2 separate regions of the Homo sapiens genome follow, and region 2 is linked to region 1. A link is a contact called in ENCODE Hi-C data. All regions are on one chromosome and are shown on one strand. Each heading gives the region's core, a stretch centred on a gene start or an enhancer-like site at or near the end of the contact. The rest is flanking DNA. Distances are from core to core; before and after follow the strand shown.

The links. Hi-C counts contacts between places; a loop is a spot of excess contacts on that map. Pooled maps may share reads with other maps.
Region 2: a loop to region 1 is called in a map of Caki2, with 8 times the contacts of the local background. The contact joins the enhancer-like site here to the promoter of GJB2 in region 1. A Hi-C loop is called at or near these places in 3 of 168 maps with a recorded cell type or tissue (Caki2, GM13976 and astrocyte of the cerebellum), 4 of 37 single-sample maps with no recorded cell type and 5 of 50 pooled maps.

Annotation. Positions count from the first base shown.
Region 1 is chr13:20,190,109-20,197,034 of GRCh38, reverse strand. It overlaps GJB2 (gap junction protein beta 2), which reads left to right and starts at 4,097. Exons shown (of 2, transcript NM_004004.6): 1 at 4,097-4,252.
Region 2 is chr13:20,256,908-20,263,413 of GRCh38, reverse strand. No RefSeq gene overlaps it. Among named protein-coding and RNA genes, the nearest start is that of GJB6, 28 kb to the right of the region's middle. Within about 2 kb of position 4,958, at least 2 of the 41 ENCODE cell types and tissues checked have a DNase peak (open chromatin) inside an H3K27ac peak, as active enhancers do.

The DNA of each region.
Region 1 (6,926 bases), core at 2,848-5,347:
ATATTTTTGTAGCCAGAGCTAGAATGTAGAGCTCTTTTTGGCTTCCTTGTGAATGATCCAGAATTTCCATGTTGGCAAGCCACCATAATTTACAGAATTTACTTTTTATATTCAATAGAAGTAAAAAAAATTTACCTATTTAAGGAGTTATAGCTCTGGATTCATTTCTGACCAAAATGTGCTTTTTGACACAAATACAATTGGAAATGTCTTTGTAATTTATCCACAGTCTGCCTAGATAATCATAAAAGAACTGCATGGATATATTTGTGAGTAAGAGCACGTGTCCATTCAGCAAAACCAAGGAGATCAACTAATTCTACCATTGCCTTGAAACGGAGACACATCTAGCAGTTTGAATTTCCCCCAAAAGATTGTATGTGTGAAAATAAGAATAGAATGAGGAAAATTTAAAAGCCTATATAATAATTTCAGTCACAACTTGGCAATTAGAATTTTATGAGATGTCTTTAATTTGGAAGCAAAGAACAATTAAATTATTGAAGGCTGGAATTTTTTTTTAACTCTTTGAATGGAACAACAGATTTTCCCCAAAAGATTTGACTTTAACAATTTTCAGAAAACATAAGTCAGGGTGTGGTTCAATTACACAGAGAGAAATTGTAGTGAAATAGTGTTCCCTGTAATAATTACCCACAAAGGAGCACAGTGGAGCCACTCCTGCATTAAAATTACAGTATCATATGTAAGTTATTATTAATTAACCAGAGATGCCAGGAGCTTGTCAGTTTCCAACTGCTATTTTGAGGAGAGCTAAAGTTTCTCTTTTTTTGCCAGTTATTATTATTATTAATATTTCAACAGCAAGGCAAGAAAAGGGAATGTGGTCCATTAACTAATGGCTCTTGAAAAGACACTCAATGAATCCAACTTGCCCTAAAACTGCCAAGTGGTAGGACAGTCTCTTCGCGTCTTGCATCATTTTCTGCCATCACCTACGTGTGATTCGTGAGTCGGAAATTCAACCAAGACATGTTTAATGTATATTTAGAGCATTCTTCCCGGCGGGAATTCACGGTGCCATTCCATCAGGCAGTTGGCAAGCAGTCACTTGAAATATTAAGAAATATGATTTGTGTCACACTGATTTATTGCAAAACAGCAACTTCTTTCTTTTTGGTTCATTTATAAAACAACTGTCAAATTAAAATGCCAAATAGCTTTAAACATTAGCATTTTCACCTTATAACCTTACAAGTGCATCACTTTAAACATCTGAGTAAAAGTTCAGCTCGATGACAATCACCTGGGATTTACCTGCATGGTACTAAGCATATATGTAAAAATATTACTGATGGGTATCTCTGGCACTCTGAAGTGACAAAGTGTAGCCTTCACAGATCTTTGTCAGTTAATCATCAATAGTTACCTGAAAAGTGCCCACTTGCCATCATTCAAGATCAACCAGGCAGACACCACAGTGAGTTTTCCATCAAAAAACCTTCTCTATCTGGTCAGTCTCTGCACGTCAATGAGACAAAGGTGTATGCTGCACGCAGCAGTACTATCCTAAGCTCCCTGTGTCCTCACCATGGGGCTGGGTGGCTGGGGTGGAGGAACACAGGATTGGGCTTCAGCTTCTCTAGGGACTGGTACATTAAGAGATGAAGACATAAAAGGTGAGAAAAACATGGTTTATTTCCAATGTTTCCATTTCTGTTAAAAGTAATGCTTTCAACAGAAAAAAAATGCAGCAATATAAGTGTGTAATTTACAAAATAATTTCAGGATTTCTTTAATCATTAATTTGTGGTGTCATCTGTTAACTGGATTTACGTCTAAGCTCATTTGTAAATAACTTCAAATATCCAAGCCTTCCCTCACCCTTTTCCCACCTCACCTCTCCTCCTTCTCCTCCCCTACACTGGAGGACACTATGTACATGCATATAATGTCCTGCCCTAGAGGAGTCCTGAGCCTACTTGGGAAGAAAACACCAACTCACAGGAAAACAGCAGAAATCACACAAAACAGAATAAAAGCAAGCGCTGATCTGTAAGTGAAGACTTAAGTGCTATAGGACTTCCAGCTACAAATCCTGAAAACACGGAGTGGCTGTGATAATACGACTAGCCAACATCACACAGTAATTTTGCACATAAGGAGAACTAAATCAAAGAAAACAAGGAAAAGAAAGTTGAGCCTATAATCGTGATACAGGCACTAAAATCTCAGGTGACATTTTTCAATGGGGGAAAGTCAGTCAACTTCCGATCTCCAAACCATCTTTACTAGCGAGCTTCCCACAATGGTTCTAGAACCTTCCTTCATTCCAACCCAACCAGGATTCCAACAGACTCATAAACACCACAGCCTTTGAGAAATTAAAGGGAGAACCCACCAACCGGCGCCCCACTCCCCACCCCAAGTCACCTCTGGCTCAACCAAGATGCGCTCAGGCCAAGAAAGCTGCCCCACCCCACAGGCTTTGCCTGTCATTTTTAACAAGCCGACTCAGCACATCTCTCAGATGGGCCATGCAAGGCTTTTCGCAGCTCCTGGGGCTTTGCCTCTTCATGAGCAGACACTCCCTCTTAGACTAAGACCTGGAGCTGGAAAGTAGGTGGTAACCGCGGTACAAAACTCACGCTCGTCCCTGCAGAAACTGCCTAGGTCGGCCCATGGCCACGGGGCGCCAATTTTTCAAGGAAAAGTCAATGCTAATAATGGTGGCAATCACGGGAAATCCATTCTGAGGCCAGATCTGACTTGTCAGGATTAATCATCATTTCCACTTAACTTCGAACTGACCTGGGTAAAAACGTGAGCGCGAGGGGACCAGGCTGCACCTCTGACCTGGCTCCCCTCTGCAAAAATCGCGAAGTGGGTGCCCGAGGTGGGGCGGGGGTTGGGGGAGACCTCCCCGGGAGTCCCCACCCAGCCTGCTCTGCACATCTTAGTCCCTCATCCGCTTGCGCTGTGCAAATCTGTCTTCTGTCATTTGTATCGCAAGACATCAAAATCCCCAACCAAATGCAAATACTGAGACCTCATAATCTGAGACAAAGTTTCACGGTATCCAGAAAGCCCCCAGCAGGTGTGCAGTGCAGAGCCAGCCCCCCAGCGGTCTTCCGCAGAATCCTATCAGTTTCCCCCTTTCGTGCTGTGTGCATCGAGCAGGAAGGGGCTTGGCAGGTTTTACCTGCCCTCTTTCCTTTCTGAAAAGTCTGGGCCTCCTCACCCCGAAAGGAGTCACCTCCTTGCAGTTCCCCAGTTGCGAAAAGAGGAGGAAGTTGGCTGGGCCGGGGGCCGCGGGGGGCACCCTCCGCAGATGGCGGGACCCCCCTGCCGGCCATGGCAAAAACGAGGCTTGTCTCTCCCACCGCCCCCAACCTTAGTCCTTGGCACATTGTTGAAAGTAATTGAATAAAATCGGAAATTCGAGAAGGCGTTCGTTCGGATTGGTGAGATTTTGAGGGGAGAAAGAAGCGGGGACTTCGCCGGCACCAGCGGCGCCCCCTCCTCGGCCACCGTTAACCCCCATTCCAGAGGGCACTGCCCCGCCACCCAGCCTAGGTCCCCCTGCGAGAGCCTCGCGGGCCCGCGCAGCCTCCGCGACTCGAACAGATCTTCAGTCCTTGGAGGAATGCCTGTTTCTCTAACAATAAAAAATTAAAGAAGCGCTCATAAATGCCAAGTCCTCTCGCACTATGCGGAGTACAGAGGACAACGACCACAGCCATCCCTGAACCCCGCCCACGGCACAGCGCCGGAGCCGGGGTCTGGGGCGCCGCTTCCTGGGGGGTCCCGACTCTCAGCCGCCCCCGCTTCACCCGGGCCGCCAAGGGGCTGGGGGAGGCGGCGCTCGGGGTAACCGGGGGAGACTCAGGGCGCTGGGGGCACTTGGGGAACTCATGGGGGCTCAAAGGAACTAGGAGATCGGGACCTCGAAGGGGACTTGGGGGGTTCGGGGCTTTCGGGGGCGGTCGGGGGTTCGCGGACCCGGGAAGCTCTGAGGACCCAGAGGCCGGGCGCGCTCCGCCCGCGGCGCCGCCCCCTCCGTAACTTTCCCAGTCTCCGAGGGAAGAGGCGGGGTGTGGGGTGCGGTTAAAAGGCGCCACGGCGGGAGACAGGTGTTGCGGCCCCGCAGCGCCCGCGCGCTCCTCTCCCCGACTCGGAGCCCCTCGGCGGCGCCCGGCCCAGGACCCGCCTAGGAGCGCAGGAGCCCCAGCGCAGAGACCCCAACGCCGAGACCCCCGCCCCGGCCCCGCCGCGCTTCCTCCCGACGCAGGTGAGCCCGCCGGCCCCGGACTGCCCGGCCAGGAACCTGGCGCGGGGAGGGACCGCGAGACCCAGAGCGGTTGCCCGGCCGCGTGGGTCTCGGGGAACCGGGGGGCTGGACCAACACACGTCCTTGGGCCGGGGGGCGGGGGCCGCCTTCTGGAGCGGGCGTTTCTGCGGCCGAGCTCCGGAGCTGGAATGGGGCGGCCGGGGAAGTGGACGCGATGGCACCGCCCGGGGTGCGAGTGGGGCCGGGCGCGCGCGGGAGGGGAAAAAGGCGCGGGCGAGCCGCCAGCGCGAGGTTTGTGGTGTCGCCGATGTCCCTTCGGGGTACTCTAGCGCAGCCGCCTGGCTACTTGACCCACTGCCACCAAACGTTTTAAATTCACCGAAAGCTTAGCTTCGAAGCAAAGCTCCGTTTCGCCGGTGAAGCAGGAAGCCTTCGCTGCAGGAACTGACCTTTACCTCTTGGAGCGGCTTCTGCAGAAAAATCCCCGGGCAGAGATTTGGGCGGAGTTTGCCTAGAACTAACGCGGAGCCAGCCGATCCCGGCCTACCCCGGGGCCAAGATTTCAGTGGCTTCCCTTTTTCCTAAACACTTCACGAGGGTCTGTTTCCGGGCTGTGCTCCCCGCCTAGAAGGAAAATTTTTAGGACCCTTGTTCGCGAAGAGGTGGTGTGCGGCTGAGACCCGCGTCCTCAGGACGGTTCCATCAGTGCCTCGATCCTGCCCCACTGGAGGAGGAAGGCAGCCCGAACAGCGCTCACCTAACTAACAGCTGCTGAGAGCTGGGTTCCGTGGCCATGCACCTGGGACTGCCTTGAGAAGCGTGGTACGGCCGTGTCCCCATGTGACCTTAGAGTCCCTTTCGAAACTGCTGTGCACAGTCGGTCACAATTTCAGACACTGGTGAGAAGGGTGGAGGAACCCTCTGGGGACAGCCAGGCAAGGTCGACCACCCATCACCTAAGGGTGGAGAAATTTAAGGGGTGAAGAGTCCCTTTTGCCTTTTCTGGATCCTGGTGATTCACCTAGTGTCTTCCCTAAGGAACTGAACCAACTCCTCCGCTGGCCTCTGGCAGCCCTCCAGGCGGTGCAGGATGGCGTGGGCCCGGTAGGAAGCTGCATGTAACCGCCCAGGGTCGGGAGGCCAGGAGGGCAGCTCCTCCTCTGACTTGAATATTGAAAACAACTTCGTCCTGCTTCTGAGCCCCTCTTAACCCATGACCCCCTAGCCCATTGGGGAGTAAATCTTAATTTACTCCTCTTCCTGAAAAAGGATCTTTAAAACAGGTAGCTTCAACTCAAGCTTTATAAAATAACAATATAGGGTTTCTCGGAACTGTATTTTTCTCAGCTGATGGTAACTGGACAGGTCTGTAGAAGGGTGTATGACCTGGGTTTGGCAGGTGGAAGAGGGCAAAGGATAAACCCCTCCTCCTGCAGCCCCATATTCTTGGCCAGGTGTATTGTTGTAAACCAGGAGAGAGTTTACTTCGGGGAGTATCCTGTTTTCCACTCAGTGAGGGCCAATGAAGAATGTCTAATTCCATAAGATGCTTTTGTTAAAATCGGAATGTTGCTGTCCTCGGTGGTTCTGCTGTTGGGACGGGACTGGCCTGAGCTGTGGGTGCTGTAGCAGGACAACCAGCTCACCTAAGGGCCTCCCAGTCTGGATTATCAATGGGTCAGTGCTGAACCTGGGCTAAAATATTGTTTTTTCCAATGATGTTGTCTTTCCCAAGCTCAGTGAAGCTAAATGTTTCACAGGCCTATGTCAATCTGATGTAACTTTCGTGGCCACCTCTCTCCTGTTAGCCTCTGACCAAGGTGGCACTGGATGGTTTCTGCCTGACCTTGGTGCCCCGTGGCAGCGACTGTGGGTCATGAAAGACATTCACTACGAGCCTGCTTCTGGAGTCCATCAGAAAACGGGATGCAACTTGCCTAAAATGAGGAGAGGAGGATGCTTTTAAGAAAAAGAAGAAGGAGGATTCACTACCAGCTCTGAAGGGTGGAAAAGAGATGATTCATCCGGATTGTGGAGAGGGTGGAATCTTGTTTAGGAGAGCGTTGGTTGTGGCAGGCAGGGTGTAACTATGAATCAGTGAAGACAATTCACATCCTGGGATGAAAAGAAGGCCATGGGCTCACAGGAGATTATCCACTGGCCTCTCCACATCCGCTTGCAGTAAGGAGTGTGGGACTCTCCCAAGCTTCAGCGCTGAACTGCAATGCAGTGACGTCGCTTAGCTGGGCCAGTAACCGAGGGAGTTGAATTTTCTGTCATTTTAAAATAATGTGTCTTTTAAGAAACACTTTGAAATTAAAACCACAGCCCACAATTATAATGCACTGTTGCAGCACTTATCAAAACAGATATGCTAACTGAGCCATCAGTGCCAGCCTGACAGTGAGGCCACCAAGCCATCCACAAAGCCTACACGAAAGTCTGTGCTCACAGTGGCTTTTCTCCATGAAGAGGGCATTCCTAACCTCTTCCTTTCACGTAGGAGGAAGCAAGGTCCTTTGTAAAATTTTAACTCGGGGTGCCTCAAATGTAAACTTAACCACTGGTAACAACAGTTTCACTGCTACATGCCACGTCTGTGAAAATTCATTCAAGACATTAAGGAAAGTGGCTCAGCAGAGAGACTAGACATCTTATCCTCACGGTTCTCCTG
Region 2 (6,506 bases), core at 3,709-6,208, 66 kb before region 1:
ACCTTTTAGTTCCACTTGAATTTTTAAGCTGTGTAAATGTATTCCTTTAACAAAAATTTGAAATTGTTAATATTTTATAGTTAATATCTAGTTAGTTAAAGAGTATGAAATACAATTAAAGCCTGTTTTTGTTGTTGTTGTTGTTTTTTTTTTTTTGAGATGGAGTTTCATTCTTGTTGCCCAAGCTGGAGTGCAATGGCACAATCTTAGCTCACAGCAACCTCCGCCTCTCGGGTTCAAGCGATTCTCCTGCCTCAGCCTCTCGAGTAGCTGGGATTACAGGCATGTGCCACCAAGCCTGGCTAAGTTTGTATTTTCAGTAGAGACGTAGTTTCACCATGTTGGTCAGGCTGGTCTCAAACTCCCAACCTCAGGTGATCTGCCCGCCTGGGCCTCCCAAAGTGCTGGGATTACAGGTGTGAGCCACCGCGCCCGGCCTAAAGCCTGTATTTTACAAATTTAAATAATGAAATGGTTTGCCAATATACTCACCAAGATCTGATCTTAAGTGAGACAGAACTGGGAAACAGAACCTTCAAGCTGAAAAGACCCTTAGACACCACCTACCACAATCCTGGAGAAGCACTGTTACTGCCAGTAGCATCTTGTAGCACCTGTTGACTCTGGAGACTTACTGGATTTGAAAGGCAAAACCTCTAAACACTTAAAATTTTAGCTATTAATGCTATTTTCATGATAGAGAAGAATTTAGGAAAACTCAGGAAGAAGGAAAAGTTTATTACCTCAAATAAATAAGCTGTTTAGATTGGTTCAAGCTGTTTGCTCACTTTTAAAGCATGTGATGGCTGGGCACAGTGGCTCATGCCTGTAATCTCAGCACTTTGGGAGGCTGAGGTGGGAGGATCGCTTGAGCCTAGGAATTTGAGACCAGCCTGGGAAAGATAGTGAGACCCCATCTCTACAAAAAATAAAAAATTTTTTTAAATTTAAAATAAAATTAAATAAAGCATGTGGCTTTGGGAAAGTTACTACAGTTTCTATACTAAGTTTTCTTCATTTATAAAATTAGGACAATCAAGTACCCCAAGATTGCTACAAAGACAGTAACAATATTCATCTTCTTTATTTTTTAACATATTGAGTTCCACAGTCAACTAGAATTGAATGAGGTTTAAGACTTTGATCCCACCCAAGAAAGAGCATATGGTTATAATGAAGGACCCAAAAGGACCGCATTTATGAGCAATTTTGATTGTATAAGAAAATTCTACAGTAGGCTGGGCATGGTGGCTCACGCCTGTAATCCCAGCCATTTGGGAGGCTGAGACGGGCAGATCACCTGAGGTCAGGAGTTCGAGACCAGCCCGGCCAACATGGTGAAACCCCGTCTCTACTAAAAATACAAAAATTAGCCAGGCGTGGCGGCATGCGCCTGTAGTCCCAGCTGCTCGGGAGGCTGAGGCAGGAGAATCGCTTGAACCCGGGAGACAGAAGTTGCAGTGATCCAAGATCGTACCACTGCACTCCAGTCTCGGCGACAAGAGCGAACTCCATCTCAAGAAAAAAAAAAAAAGAAAGAAAGAAAAGAAAAGAAAAAGAAAAAAAATAAAAGAAAGAAACTTCAATAGTACATTTCCCAGGGTCTGATAAAATGCTCGATCAAATGAAACCCAGTTGGATGTGGTTATCGGCATCGAGAGGAAAGAGTGGTAGAAGGAAGAATTCTTGTCCCTAAGGAACTTAGCATCCAGTTAAGGATACATAAAAGTATCAAACTCACTACAGAGCAGGCAGTTTGAGACCAGTGCCTTATGAATAACATAAAACACTGTAGGAGCTGGAGGGGAGAGAAGATGGTCTGCTGGAGCGAGTAGACTGGCCATCAGCTCCCACTGGGTGCTGGTTCCAAGACAGAGCTAGGACTCCAGTGCCCTTACTGGGATAGATTGTCCCCTCTCTGTTTCCTGGCCTGACATCACCATGTCATCAATCTGTTGTACAACTACAAAAGAGAACATCCAGATTTAAGTAGGGGCCATAATAAAGTGTGCATTTCGTGTTCACTTAAAACAGTGTCACTTAACTGCACGGCTGAGTCTCAACCCTGCTGGTCCTTCAACAACCCCGCCCTGGCCTTCCCATACACTGCACATCACCTCATTTGGTTGCCTACAATTGTTTTGCTTCTGGCAGTGGCTCCTAACACCAGTTTAAAGCAACATGAACAGCAGCTGCTGCCCATGCCTTCACTAATGTCATGAAACTCTGAGAAACCGTGAGATTTCAGGCTATGGCTATTTGCCATTTCATAACACAAAATACCAAATTCCGTGGGGCTGCATCTGCCTTATTCTCCACCATAACCTCTGTGCTTAGGACAGTCACTGGACATAGTAGAAACCTGACAAACCTTTGTTGAGTGGGTAAATGAATGGCTGTCAGCACACTTATTAAAAATTTTTCCACAAGAAGTAACAAACAACAAACTGTCTAATCATATAATAAATTCTATGCCTTGAAAAATGCATAGAACAATTTGGGGCTTCAAGCAAACATTTTAAAAAAGCTGATCTTAATCAGATTAAAAAATGAGCAAAAGATCTGAATAGACATTTTTCAAAAGAAGACATACAAATGGCCTACAGGTATATGAAAAAGTGCTCAATGTCACTAATCATCAGAGAAATGCAAATCAAAACTGCAGTGAGATTTCATCTCACCCCAGTTATAATGACTTTTATAAAAAACACAGGGAATAGGCCGGGCGCGGTGGCTCACGCCTGTAATCCCAGCACTTTGGGAGGCCAAGGCGGGCAGATCACGAGGTCAGGAGATGGAGACCATCCTGGCTAACACGGTGAAACCCCGTCTCTACTAAAAGTACAAAAAATTAGCCAGGCATGGTGGCACGTGCCTGTAGTCCCAGCTACTCGGGAGGCTGAGGCAGGAGAATGGAGTGAACCCAGGAGGCGGAGCTTGCAGTGAGCCGAGATCCTGCCACTGCACTCCAGCATGATGACAGAGCAAGACTCCATCTCAAAAAAAAAAAAAAAAAAAGACAGGCAATAACGAAGGTTGGCAAGTATTTGGAGAAAGCAGAGCCCTCATATACTGTTGGTGGGAATGTAAATTAGTACAACCACTATGGTGAACAATATGGTGGTTCCTAACAAAACTAAAAATAGAACTGCAATATGATCCAGAAATCTCACTACTGGACATTTATCCAAAAGAAAGGAAATCAATATATTGAAGAGACGTCTGCATTTTCATGTTTACTGCAGCACTATTCACAACAGCCAAAATATGGAATCAACCTAAGTGCCCATTAATAAATGGTTAAGGAAAATGTGGTGTATACATAATGGCATATTACTCAGCCATAAAAAAGAAGAAAGTCCTGTCATTTGCAGCAACATAGAGGGAACTGGAAGTCATCATGTTAAATGAAATAAGCCAAGCACAGAAAGACAAATATTGTATGTTCTTACTCAGATGTGGGATCCCATGAAAATAGAGAGTAAATTGCTGATTACCAGAGGCTAGGAAGAGCAGGAGTGGGGAGCACGAAGACAGGTTGATTAATGAGTACAAATATACAGTTTGCTAGAAGAAATAAGACATAGTGTTTGATAAATCAGTAGGGTGACTATAGTTTACAATCATTTATTGTATATTTCAAAAATAGTTAGAAGAGAATAATTCAAATGTTTCTAGCATGAAGAGAAGATGAATATTTAAGGTGATGGATATCCTAATTACCCCAATTTGATCTTTACAAATTAAATGAGTGTATTAACATGTACCCCCAAAATATTTACATCTATTATATATTAATAAAAAAAGAATCATTTGCATAAATATACACACTTGCACACAATCCATGACAATTTAATATCAACCACTTCTGGAATCAGCAATGCTGTCAGACATTGAACAGTGAAACTAATATGGGAATTCAAGGAAGCACATAATTCGTAAATAAATAAGATCTAAGGGACATTGGATGAGACAATAAAGACAGATTATAAACTGTAGAGTGGTGCTAACCCTGGATGTGGAGTTGAAGAATCAAAAATAAAAATAAGATAAAATAAAATAATAACTGATCTTATGAAAGTGAGAGGCTGAAATCAGCCACGTGAAAGAATCATTATAGGCTAGGCATGGTGGCTCACACCTGTAATCTCAGCACTTTGGGATGCCAAGGTGGGAGAATTGCTTGAGCCCAGGAATTTGAGAGCAGCCTGGGTAATGTAGTGAGACCCCCACCTCTACACGGTGGTGTGTGCCTGTAGTCCCAGCTACTTAGGATGCGGAGGTGGGAGGATGGCTTGAGTCCAGGAGGTCAAGGTTACAGTGAACCGTGATCACTCAAGCCACTGCACTCCAGCCTGGGCAACAGAGTGAGACTCTCTCTCTCTCTCTCTCCTCTCTCAAAAAAAAAAATCGTTATTATAAGAAAAACTGCAAAACTATTTGCATGAAATAAAAAGAAGGAAAATAATGAGCAACATAAGGTTAAAATAACATTGCAACCCCATGGAAGCAAGAGAAATGGAAATCATTAATAAATAGACAACATATAAGGGAACGCTGCTGTTCTGTTGTAGAGATTACAGAGAGCAATTTAGGAGAGCCAGGCACTGGGGCCAAGAGGGAAATGAAACAAAAACCGAAGGGATTTGTTTAGGAAGAAAAATGAAAACAGATAAAAGGTGTTCATTTCAAAGCTTCCCTCTTTCCCAGCATTTTTCTGAAGTAGAGTTTGAAAAGAAAGCAAAATAACTGCAAACCAATACAGCGGCACGGAGTTCACTGACGCAGAGCTAGAAATGACGTTCAGAGATCCGCCAGCCCAGCCTCCTGTTCTGGGTCACCTGGCTCCTTGACAACCCTGAAAGCTGCCTGTGCAAATCCCCAGGCATGTTATACCCATGAGCAGGGACGCGTGGCACTGACAAAGGGACTCGTACACCTTTGAAGTATCCTGGGAGACCACGCTCATATTCCACACACGCTCAGGAGTCATTGAAGAGCCACACCGGAAATACGTGGCACGGTCTCATTCCATGTTTGACCAAAACCACTGTTTACCCAGCTCAGCCAATCACTTTATTTTGTTAACCAAACCTAATGCAGAATGATGTTCAGGTGTTTCCAAGGATCAAATCCACTCCCACTGGGAGAAGCTTCCTTCAAGAGCAGCTTCTGTAGCCCATGGAGCCAGGAGTCAGGAGACCCTATAAGTTCTGGCTCCATTTCTTACTATGGATAGGACCTAGGGTGAATCACTTTCCTGCTCTGAGATGTGCCTTTCTTAGGTGTAAGGGTTATAAGTGCTCTGCAGATCACATTAAATAATTGTGTGAACATGCTCTAAACACTCTAAACACACATTAGCATGTGTTCTGAAAATAGATAACTGTGATGTTATGTGCGCCTAAAGAGGGCAACTAAAAATAGAGGCATGGCCCCACTGCTTGAATGCCTGCTATCCTCATGACCCGCTTGTGTCAATGGACTGCAGCAAAGCCACCACAGAGGCAGCTCTGAACCTCTGCCTTGGGATCCAGCTGCCATGTAAGAAACTCAGGCTAAACCACCAAGTGCTGGGAGGCCATGAAGAGTTGACCCAGAACGAAGAGAAGGCACCCTGAAGTCCAGCCCAGTCCAGCTTCCAGCTGAGTTGAACAAGACACCTCATGTAAGAGCAGCAGAAACCACCCAGCTGAGCCCCACAAACCCACAGAATCACGAGAAATAATAAATTATGGCTTTTTAAACCAATAAGTTTTGAAATACTTGTTATACAGCAGCAGATAACTTAAACAATGACTCTAAAATAAAAGTTCTAAAACAATCTCCATTGCAGACAAACTCTGTACCTTTTTCATGGGAGGTTCTGAATAGGACAATCATCATTCTATTGTATAACGACTCCTTTGGTGTATGTGGATGAACCAATCAGTATTGTTGTTTTACTGGTCGGAAGAAGGAAGGAAAGAAAAGAAGGAAGGAAAGTACCCACTGGGCACTGGGATTGCTCAGATCTACCAACTTAAGTCACTTTTCCCAGTCCTCATCCCAAGCTCCACAAACATTTGACTCCTTACAAATGCAAACTAAGATTTTTGCTATCGTCTATTTTTTATTAATATTATGCTTTGCTCATATGGGCATTCACTGAAATAGTTACTCAGCTTACTATAGAAGAGAATGGAGAATAGTCCTGGAGATTTGAACTAAGCCTGTTAACTCCAAAGAAGCCAAAGACTTCTCATGCCAGATGCCATTTCTCCTTGCTCTCCCCAGAGCCGCCATCACACTCCGCCTGTATTACAACCTGGCTTAGAATGGGTCTGCTGCTTGGTTCTGTCATCCTCAGACTTCCCAAGTACCTGCTGTTCTTCTGCACTTGGCCACCCACCTTGTGTTCTCCACCCATCTTGAGCGGTCAGCTCCTGACACCATCTGCCATGCACAGTCCTGCTGATGAGATGCTAAGGAAATTATATGTGTGTGATAGAATGTCAGGATGCTGG